2 separate regions of the Homo sapiens genome follow, and region 2 is linked to region 1. A link is a contact called in ENCODE Hi-C or POLR2A ChIA-PET data. All regions are on one chromosome and are shown on one strand. Each heading gives the region's core, a stretch centred on a gene start or an enhancer-like site at or near the end of the contact. The rest is flanking DNA. Distances are from core to core; before and after follow the strand shown.

Region 1 (5,120 bases), core at 1,160-3,659:
TAACAAGTTGAAATCAGGCTCCTTCCAGATTGAAATGGATCCTCCAGTCCCATAATTAAATTGGGAAAATGAAGCCATTTCATGCCTTTGGCTCCCTTTGATCATTGTTATTTCTGTGACTAATGTGTAACTGGAGCTGCTTTTTCTGGGGCATGAGCCTCGCCTGGGCAGCTGCTAGGAGAGTGTGGCCTGGTCTCCTGTTGTCAGCGCAAGCTGACGGCAAGGCCAGGGCTCAGCAAGGTCAGGTTAGTCTCAGCCAAAGTGGACTGGAAGAGATGCACCTGCGCTGACAAGCAGCTATCTGTTCCCATTTGCCTCTGACTGCATTTCTCCAGGGCCTCCCTTGTCCTGGAGAACTCTTGGGTGGGAACTGGTGTTTTTTCCCTTGAAAGGAAGAGATAGAGGACATTTCAAGAGATAGGAGCAGAACATTGCCTCTCAAATTGTAAAGAAGGTGACTTCTGAAGCTCATCATTTTAATTTTCCCTCCCCTTTGTCCCTCATCAACTTCTATTCCTGCATCCTCCCTAACCCCTCCATGCGTGCATCACACACACACATACACACACACATACACTCACACTCACACGCTGGGCACAGCAGGCATGCAAGCACAGTTGGGAATTCTGTGAGTCCTTCTAGACTAAGGAAACTCAAACTAAAAAGTAAAATCTATTAATAACAACTCCCTCCTCCCCATTTACTACGGAATTTGCTCTTGCGGATTCTCTAGAGCGCCCTCATGTGACGCCCTGTTGTAATAGCATTCAAGACTTTGGAAGGATATAAGGATCTGTTGAAACACTGTATCACCACAATTCAAAGTATCACTTTTCCGGATGAATAACGCCTAGTATTTGATAGCACAAAACGAGGACTGTAGTCAATAATAATTTAATTGTACATTTTTTTAAATGCCCAAATTATTTAAATTTCAGAAAGAGATGGGCCCTTCAGGGAGAGGAAGGCTCGGCTGTCTTAATCTCTGGGAGCCCTGTAGAAGAATGAGAAGACAAACAGCTGACTTTTTTCTAATTTTTAACAGCTACTTGTGGACCAAGGTGACACTTAGGAATCCCAAGAAGCTCCAGCCATAAAGGGAGTCGGTATCCTTCCTCCAATTGTAAACCCCAGCACTCCCACTGAACACACTGGCCATGCCAAAAGTTCACACATCGGCCACGCAAAGAGCTCAAAGAGATCCATTCAGTACCTGGGAAGGCACGATCACTACGGGGAGAATCAGAAACCACGCGATCGCCAGGTGGCCTTCAAAGAAGCCTCCTCCCAGAAGGTCCAGAATCCCATCCAGAGACATTTCTGTCACTCTTCTCAAGCCACCTCATCATCTCTCTCTGCAGTTGAACTGCTGATGTTTCTGAGATTGTGGGTTTGTTCAAAATGAAGCTTGGCAGAATCATAATTTATAGGCTAATATTTTGTAAGTAGAGACAATTCATGACTTAGAATCTTATGAATAAATTGCTCCTGTTTTATTGCTCTGTGTGTGTGTGTGTGTGGGTGTGGGTGTGGGTGTGGGTGTGTGTGCATATAACTTTTCTTTTTCCACGTTTACCTCTTGAGTGGGCCCATTAAACTGAGAAGTACTGCGTGAGGTCTTGAGATAGCACAAGCCTTCGCCACCCCTGTAAAGGTGTGACGTGTGTCTAGGCAAAACCCTGGCAGGTCTCCAGGCGGTCCTTCTGAGTTAGGGCTCTGAACACTCTCTCTTAAAGCCCTGAGCTATGAACACAGCTTTGAACGGGACAGAGAAAGACCAAGTCAGAGGGGGAGCAGCTGTGTCTTTCTCCTCTCTGCTTCATTATAGACAAAATTGACCTCTGGGCCAAGTCTCATTAACTAATTGAAGAGTTCATAGTCACACAGTGTTTCTCAAAACGAGATTCAGAGAACACGAGCATCAGAAACACCTGAAGTGTTTGTTGGAATTGCAGCTACCTGGGCCCCATTTGGTGCCTGTTGAATCAGAATCTGTGGTATAAGAACCTAAGATCTGCATTTCCAATACACTTATAAGTTGAGTGTCAAGCACAGTAAAGTTTGGGCAGCCCGTCCCTTAATCTTTTCACATCCCGTCAGATTACAGATTTATATTTTAACAAAAGCCTTTATTTCCATAAGCCAACAGGGGAACTTCAGATACTGCTGTGGGGCAGCAGGGGAGATGTTGTTAAGCAAAGGGAGAAGGGCTTCCAGCGCCTCTTGATTTTTTCTGCAGAGGTAGCTGCACATGCAGCTGGTCAGAGTTTACCTTCTATGTCCTACCCCTGTGAATGCACCCCAGAGCTGGAGCACGCATTGAGGTCAGGGGGGCGCCTACCTGGAAGGACCTACCTGGAAACTGGATATCCAGTGAGGAGAGGAGAAGGGGCTGTCAGAAAATCAGCTCACCTCTAGACGGCGGCAACTCAGATAAGAGGAGCTTGTACTTCCGGTCTCTCCTCCCTCATCCCTTTCTGGTTGGGAAATTTTGTTCAAGCTACCGCTGTATGCTTCTGTTTTCTCTGAAGAAAATGGAGACTAATATTTATGCCTGCCTCAATAAATACATTTTTATTATAATTAATTTTGAAAGGTCCTGAGATTGGTAGGAAGATCACGTCCTCAGAGGCAGGTGTTGTGAACAGTGGATATGAAGTTGCATGGAAAATCTTCCACATGCTCAGTCCATCCCCAAGGGAAAAGGAATGTCTGGTGGGAAGTGAAGAGCTCTGAGCCCCTGCCTTCTCTGCTGCAGCACCCACCATCTTCCTCTTCTATTCCAGCCATGCGAGGCTTTTTTCTATTCCTTGAACCCAACAAACATTGCTCGTCTTCAGCCAGGATTGGGAAGCACTGCTCAATCCACTGCTGTATATAAATCTAGCTCACGGGTTGGGACTTTTCAGGCAGGGAAAGGCTCATTAGGAAACTGAGGCTGATTTTGGATGTTTCCAGGTCAGGAAGGTTGTATGTGTAGGTTTTCTTCTGCATTGGGCACAGAACATTGGATGGTCATTCTCATTCCCATCTTTGGCAAGGGCTGGGATGAAGTATGTGCTGGTGGTTCCTGAGCTGCCTAGCAGAGACGTGGGCTTGGGGAGGAGGACATTTTCTTTCCAGCAGGTGCTCGAGAGGACTCAAAGAGGTGATGAATGGAGCAAACAGAGCCTGGACTCCATCCAGGTAGACAGGGCTTATACCCAAATCTGTCACTTACTAGTTGTATGATCTTGGTTAAGCCTTAGTTTCCTCCTCTATAAAATGACTCTAAATAGTAACACCTACCTCAGAGTTGTTATGAAGATTAACAGACATAAGGTGTGTAAACCAATTACACTGTGTCTAGTACACATGACTGCCCTGTTCATACTAACTATGGTGATTTGATGTTTGGGAGCCACGCTTTTTAGTCTTTAAGGTCTGTGTAATCTCGCTGTCTTGTTTTATTTTATATTTCCCCATTTATTCTCTATTCTCGCTCCTGTTTCCTCCCATTTCCCTCTCCTGTCTTCCTTCCTGGGATTTCTTATATGTCCTTAGATTATCTCCAAAAAACACAGAACTTGGTTTTGTGTGTATATTAAAGTTTAATATCCTTAAGTAGTAACGTGCTATAAATCGTTTACCACCTTTTGCACTCAACACTAAGATTTTTAGAGGTATCCATATTATGGTTTGCCAGTGGTTCTCAACTTCACTATGAAACAGAATCACTTGGGAGCTTTTGAAAAATTTCAATACCTGGACCTCCATTCCAGTTATTCTGATTTAATTTGTCTAGGGTGCGGGCCAAGCCTCAGGTCATTCTAAAGTGCAGCCAGGATTGAGAAGCACTGCTCAATCCACTGCTGTATATAAATCTAGCTCACAGGTTGGGACTTCTCAGGCAGGGAAAAGCCCGGGGTTCACCTTTTTCTGCCTCACCAAGTCTCTGCAGTAAAATCAGGTGATGACGACCCTAAGGACAGCGTTAAAAGGAAAAAGAAGAGAGGAGAAGGCAACTTGCAGCCTAAGGCATATGTAAGAAAGAGCAGAAATCAGAACTCCTACTCTGCCCTATTTGTCAGAGTCATGTTATTGATTCATCTGTTCGTCCATTTAATCACCCAGGATTTACTGAGCTCCTCAGACATTCTGCTAGGTGCAGGGAATACAGCAGTGAACAGGGTAGACAGTCTCAACACTCAGTGGCTTTCATACCTGTTAAAATAAAGCTTCTCAGGCCTCATGTCGAGAGCTTCTGACCCAGTAGGTACAGGGCTTGGCTCAGGAGTCTACATCTTGAAAAAGTGCAGCAGGTGATACCAATGCCTATGATCCTGGGAATCTTTTGTAGAAAATTGGTCTAGCCAATTTATGAGTCAGGTTGTTTTTAAGCATGCTTGATAAATTTAGCCCATTTCTCCCTTTTAGAATTTTTTTTGAAACAGCAGAACCCCTATTTACTATGTGTCTTCAGCAGCAACTACAGCCTTAGAACTCTCTTCCTCTGACTAGACATTCCTATACATGATACCACCAACAATTAATTCATTGTTGCTGGTGCACCCACATTATACAGTTGCTATAGAGTCATGGTCACATTTAAGCCCTACCAAAACTCTGCGAGGTAGGTCTCATCCTTCATATGAGAAAACTGAGGCTCATGTTGGTTAAGTGATTTTCCCAAGATTATACCTCCAGGAATTAACCACATGTCCCTCTGCTTCAAGACCTGGGCTTCTCGCCACCATATTGCATGAGGCTCCCTAGAAGGCCAGGACAGTCTTCACTCATCCTGTTATCTCTTGGAATACCCAACTACACTAACAGATGGCTATTCCAATCACAATCACTGAACCAGTTATTAGCTGGATGCTACATTCTTTCCATACACAAAGTATACAGAGGAATCCCTCTCATCTGGAGTTAACTGGCACTAGTAGCTGGTTGGCTCATTGGAAAAACGTAGCTCAATCTGGGAATCATTAAAAGGTGATGTATGTATACAGTAAGTATTTTATTTTAACCTGAAATATATAAATGTATATTCATGAGCCAGACCTCTAATGTGGAGCCAAAGGGTTTTTTAATTTTTTTCCACTTTAAGTTCTCTGATTGGAGTTTCAGTACTCTTT
Region 2 (4,969 bases), core at 813-3,312, 44 kb after region 1:
TTTCTACATGGAGTTCTAAATGCCCATTCATATGGCTAATAATAAAACAACTCTTCCTAAGTGGGATCAAATCCCAAACTCTAACTTTTAATGTAATGATTACAAGCACATAACCTGTCTATGAGAATAATATAAGCATTTTTCATATTTTTATTTTAAATTTTTGTGTTATTTTTGGCCACTATATTTAATAGAAACTGCTGGATTTCATCAGCTTCTACCTTGATATGTCAATATTTACCTGAGGTTATAATGTGAAATTGGCCTCATCATCTGGAATGGTGTGCCTGGGCCATTTCATTCACGAATACAGTATTCAGCAACTATTTACTGAGCATGCTGTGTGGGCCATGCACTGTTCTAAATGCAAAGACATAGCAGAAAACAACACTGACCAAGCATCTGCTTGTATATTATGACAGGTGGTGATGTGAGCGCTGAATGGGAATGAAGCAGTGGAAAGGGATAGAGCCCCAGATAAGTGAAATGGGGAATCAGAGGAGAGGATGCTTTTTTATACCCAATGATTAGAGACTTACAGCCTTTCAGCTAAGGTGGCATTTAGCAGATCTGAGTGAAGTGAGGGAGTGAACTCAGCAGTCAGTGGGGTGAAGAACATTCCAGAATGAAAGAACAGGAAGCACTAAGTGCCTAAGACAGGAGAATGCTTGATGTGTTTGAGGAAGAATGAGGAGGTCAGTGAGGACAGAAGGGACTAGGGGGTATAATGACAGCAGGAGGTGAGGTGAGAGGCTCCCAAAGCACATGGATGAAGGTTCATAGACCTTGCAGGCAGGTCTGTGGGAGGGGTGGTGGAGGAGTGTACATTCTCCCGCAAAGCTGCTTCACTGAATTCCATCTAGGGGAAGAAACACAGCAGCAAAGGCCATCATGTAATATCCACATACACGAATGAAGTCACCCCCAGCTCAGCACATGAAAGAAGTCATCGGGCATAGTGGTTACAAGGCTGAACTTGGGGTCAGAATGGCCTGCAATGGAACCCAGTTTTCATCATGTACTTGCTATCACAAGCTGGTATGGTCTGAATGTGTTCCCAAATTTCATGTGTTGGAAACTTAATCCCCAGTGCAACAGTATATAAAGGTGAGGCTTTTGCAGAGCTGTTTAGGTCATGGGGGCTCCAACCACATGAATGGATTAATGCTGCCATAAAAAGGGCTTGCGACAGTGGGGTTCTCTCTCCCTTGCTCTTCTGCCATGTGAGGACACAGAGTTCACCCCTTTTTGACCCTTCTATCTTCCACCATGAGATGACACAGCAAGAAAGTCCCCATTAAATGCAGGGGACTTGATCATGGACTTCTCAGCCTCCAGAACTGTGAGAGAATAAGTTTCTGGTCTTTACAAATTATCCAGTCTGTGGTATTCTGTTATAGCAACACCAAATGGACTAAGACACATACTTTATCCCTGGGAAAATTATGTAAACTCTGAGTCTCAAGTTTTTCATCTTAAAATGCAATTGTCATACCTACCTTACCTTGTTGTGAGGACTCAGCAAAATAATGAATGCAAGCAATTAAAATAGTGTCTGGCACTTAGTAATTGTTCAATTAAAGCTCACTGCTGTGTTGCTATTACCATTATTATTACTGTCATTATTTATTTGTATTTATTCGGCATAACAGACACACTCACTAGGTTAGGATCTCCCCAAGCCAGGCTAAATATTCAAAACCAAAAGGAGTCTTCTCAGCAATCTAAACCACTTGCACTTGCAGAAACAGCAGCTATATTCTTTAGTGAAGGTCTGGCAGCTGCACAAGGCAGCTGAGAATCTGGCATCCCTTCATGTCAAAGAGCAGAGACCAGTCTGCCAGAGGCTGGGGTGGAGGGGGAAGAAGAACAAAGCGTCCTCTTTCACAGCCCTTAGATACTGCCTGGGAGGCCACACCTAATAAGGGCTTTCAGGTCTCTCTTTCTCAGCATCCTGAGAGCAGACTGTTTTCCCTACTTGTTCTTCAAGGAGCCAAATATGATTCATCCAGACTGCACACCTGGGCCTGTGGTTTGGGCCATGGCAGAGGGCAAAGGAGGGGAGAGCTGCTGTCAAGCCTGGGATGGATGTGGAAAACCTTGATCTTTGTCAAGAGACACTACAGCCCCAAGGCTACTTGACTGCAAAGTCCTCTTGCCTCCCTACCACAATGATGGGGGAGCCACTAGCTCCAACAAGCTTCATGTGGGGGAGGAAGATGACCATGTCCCTGGAGCAAACAGGGTATCAGGCAGGAGGGAACACAGGATGGGGCAGGTATTACAGACACAAAAGGGCTGGGCTCTGAAGGCCTGCTGTTTGGCAACATGTTGAGGCAACGTGGAGGCACAGAAAGGTGTCTGTGTTACTTCCTCTATGACTGAAATAAATGAAAGCAAATATATTTTGTTGCCATTGCACCATACAGTTTAAAAGCACATTTCTTGGGCAGTCTTTTATTAAAATCTTACTTACTGTGCATCAGACTCCCCAAGTAATTCCCCTACCCTTTCTCCCCAGTGGGGACTACTGTTCCTGCTACATAAAGGCTCAGTCCTTCCCTGGTCTGAAGCCAATCCTGACTCCTGGTGGTTTCCTTTTAATCAATTTTAACAAATATCTGAGACCTCCTGTGTAAGCCAGGCACAGGCCAGGCAGCAGGGATTCAACGGTGCAGAAAATATGAGCCTCTGTTTTCAAATCTTTTATAGTCTATCCTCACTCCTTACAGCTGCACTCCTCCAACCCCACAAACCCACACCTCCACATCCAGTGGGGTGTAATATTAAGCTCCGAGTTCAACTTTAACACTACCACTTGTCAGTCGTGTGACCTTAGGCAGGAAATGTATTCTCTGAGAAACTGTTTTCTCATCTGTGAAGTGGGAATAAGGACTCTTGGCCTGCCTACCTCAGCATGGTTGTGATGGATCCTTGGAGACAACAATCACCAAATACTTTAAAAAGAAATGGAACATTATACGAAAGCCAGATACTAAAAAGGGCTTGCAATTCCTCAGGTGGCATGAATAGCAAACACGTGGAGGCTTCAGGCACAACAGGATGCCCTCTCCATCAGAAGGCACCAATGTGAAGGCTCTAGAAGCCCACAGGATCCTTCTCAGCTTCATTCCAAAGTTAAAATTAAATTCTCTGGCCACACTCGGTGGACTAAAAGACCATCCAGAACAAAAGCTAGTAGCCCCAAACACCCACAAGGCTTCCTTCCTGGCTCTCCTCAAGTGGCTTGTTTTTACTGGAACTCAGTTTCCTCTTCCTGCCTGGAAAACTTTGTTTATAGAAATTAGCTCTTAAAGGAAAGCAAAAAAGAAACTTTTTTCCACAAACCAATCTTGGATTTTCACCAGGTTGCAGTTCTAACCTTAACTAAAATAGACTGTGACCGAACATTTGTGCTTGGGGGACTCCATTCCCCATTTATCTCCCCAGGAGATAACACGCTTCACGATTATCAGCAAAAAGCAAGCTGCATGGATGCCTCCACAGGAAAAAAAAAATAGACAAAAAATTATTTTTGGAACTCCATCCTCACTACACTTACCTTTTACTACTGAGTTCCCCCAGGCTATTTTCTGCCATCTTATCCTTGTCTAGCAATTTGGAGATCTCTCCATTGCTTCTGCTCATCCAAATCAAATATTCCTTCAGTCCTTACCCTTTTACCTCAAACTGACCCATCCCTACCTTACGATCCTCAAAATAGATCCTCAACCTTTAATTTCCTCACCTGTCATATGGGGATAGCAAAAGCAGCACTAGCCTGTACTGCCAGAGCACCATTTGCCACATACTAATTCATTTCATCCTTGAAAGGAGGGGCAGCTATGCCTATCTTCGTTTTACAGATGAAGACACCGAGTTACATGCACATGGAGCAGGAGAAACTCTAATTCATTGCTGGTGAAAATGCAAAATGGTATAGCTACTTTGGAAAACAGTTAGGCAGTGTATTAGTCTGTTCTCACACTGCCATAAAAACTGCCTGAGACTGGGTAATTTATGAAGGAAAGAGGTTTAATTAAGGAAAGAGGTATAACAGCTCTGCATGGCTTGGGAGGCCACAGGAAACTTACAATCATGGCGGAAGGTGAAGGGAAAGCAAGGCACCTTCTTCACAAGGCAGCAGGAAGGAGAAGTGCTGAGCCAAGGGGGAAGAGCCCCTTATAAAACCATCAGATCTCGTGAGAACTCACTCACTATCATGAGAACAGCATGGGGAAAACTGCCCCATGATTTAATTACCTCCACCTGGTCTCTCCCTTGACACATGGGGATTATGGGGATTACAATTCAAGATGAGATTGGGGTGGGGACACAAAGCCTAACCATATCAGTTTCTTCCAAAACTAACTACACTCTCACTATACAACCCAGAAATTATCTCTTTGATATTTACCTAAATGAATAAAAAAATTATGTCCACACAAAAACATGCACAGGTATGTTTATATTTGCTTTATTCATAATTGTCAAAACCCAGAAGCAACCAAGATGTCTTCAGTGGGTGAATGGATAAACTGTCATCCATCCAGACAATGGAATGTTATTCAACACTGAAAAGAAATGAGCTATCAAGCCATGAAAAGACATGGATAAAATTTAGATGTATATTACTAACTGAAAGAAGCCAATCTGGAAAGTCTACATGCTGTACGAGTCCAACTCTATGACATTCTGGAAAAGGCAGAACTCTGTCATGGCAACTAGGAATGTTTAAAATGGTAGTTGCTCTATTAGCTAGGTCCTTGGGCAGAGCCTCCCTTCAAGCCATAATAAACATGCAGCATGAGCAAAGAAATGACATGTTAGTGCATTTTAAGCCACTTTAGAAAACAGCTTGGCAATTTCTTAAATATTAAGCACACACTTACCATACAATTTTGCTTATGTATATAGACACACACACACACACACACACACACACACATATATATATATATATATATAT

What was found. A loop is a pair of places that touch in the nucleus more often than their neighbours do. ChIA-PET counts read pairs that join two places held with the same protein, here RNA polymerase II (POLR2A). Pooled maps may share reads with other maps.
Region 2: a loop to region 1 is called in a map of mammary epithelial cell, with 21 times the contacts of the local background. The contact joins the enhancer-like site here to the promoter of CASC18 in region 1. A Hi-C loop is called at or near these places in 1 of 168 maps with a recorded cell type or tissue (mammary epithelial cell) and 1 of 50 pooled maps. POLR2A ChIA-PET finds 5 or more read pairs at or near these places in 1 of 52 experiments (activated T-cell).

What each region holds. Positions count from the first base shown.
Region 1 is chr12:105,701,492-105,706,611 of GRCh38, reverse strand. CASC18 (cancer susceptibility 18) reads right to left here and starts at 2,409. Exons shown (of 5, transcript NR_110109.1): 1 at 2,356-2,409. LOC105369959 (a long non-coding RNA gene) reads left to right here. Exons shown (of 3, transcript XR_945309.3): 3 at 1,046-1,496.
Region 2 is chr12:105,656,809-105,661,777 of GRCh38, reverse strand. No RefSeq gene overlaps it. Among named protein-coding and RNA genes, the nearest start is that of CASC18, 45 kb to the left of the region's middle. Within about 2 kb of position 2,062, at least 5 of the 41 ENCODE cell types and tissues checked have a DNase peak (open chromatin) inside an H3K27ac peak, as active enhancers do; they include mammary epithelial cell, where a contact is called at or near this core.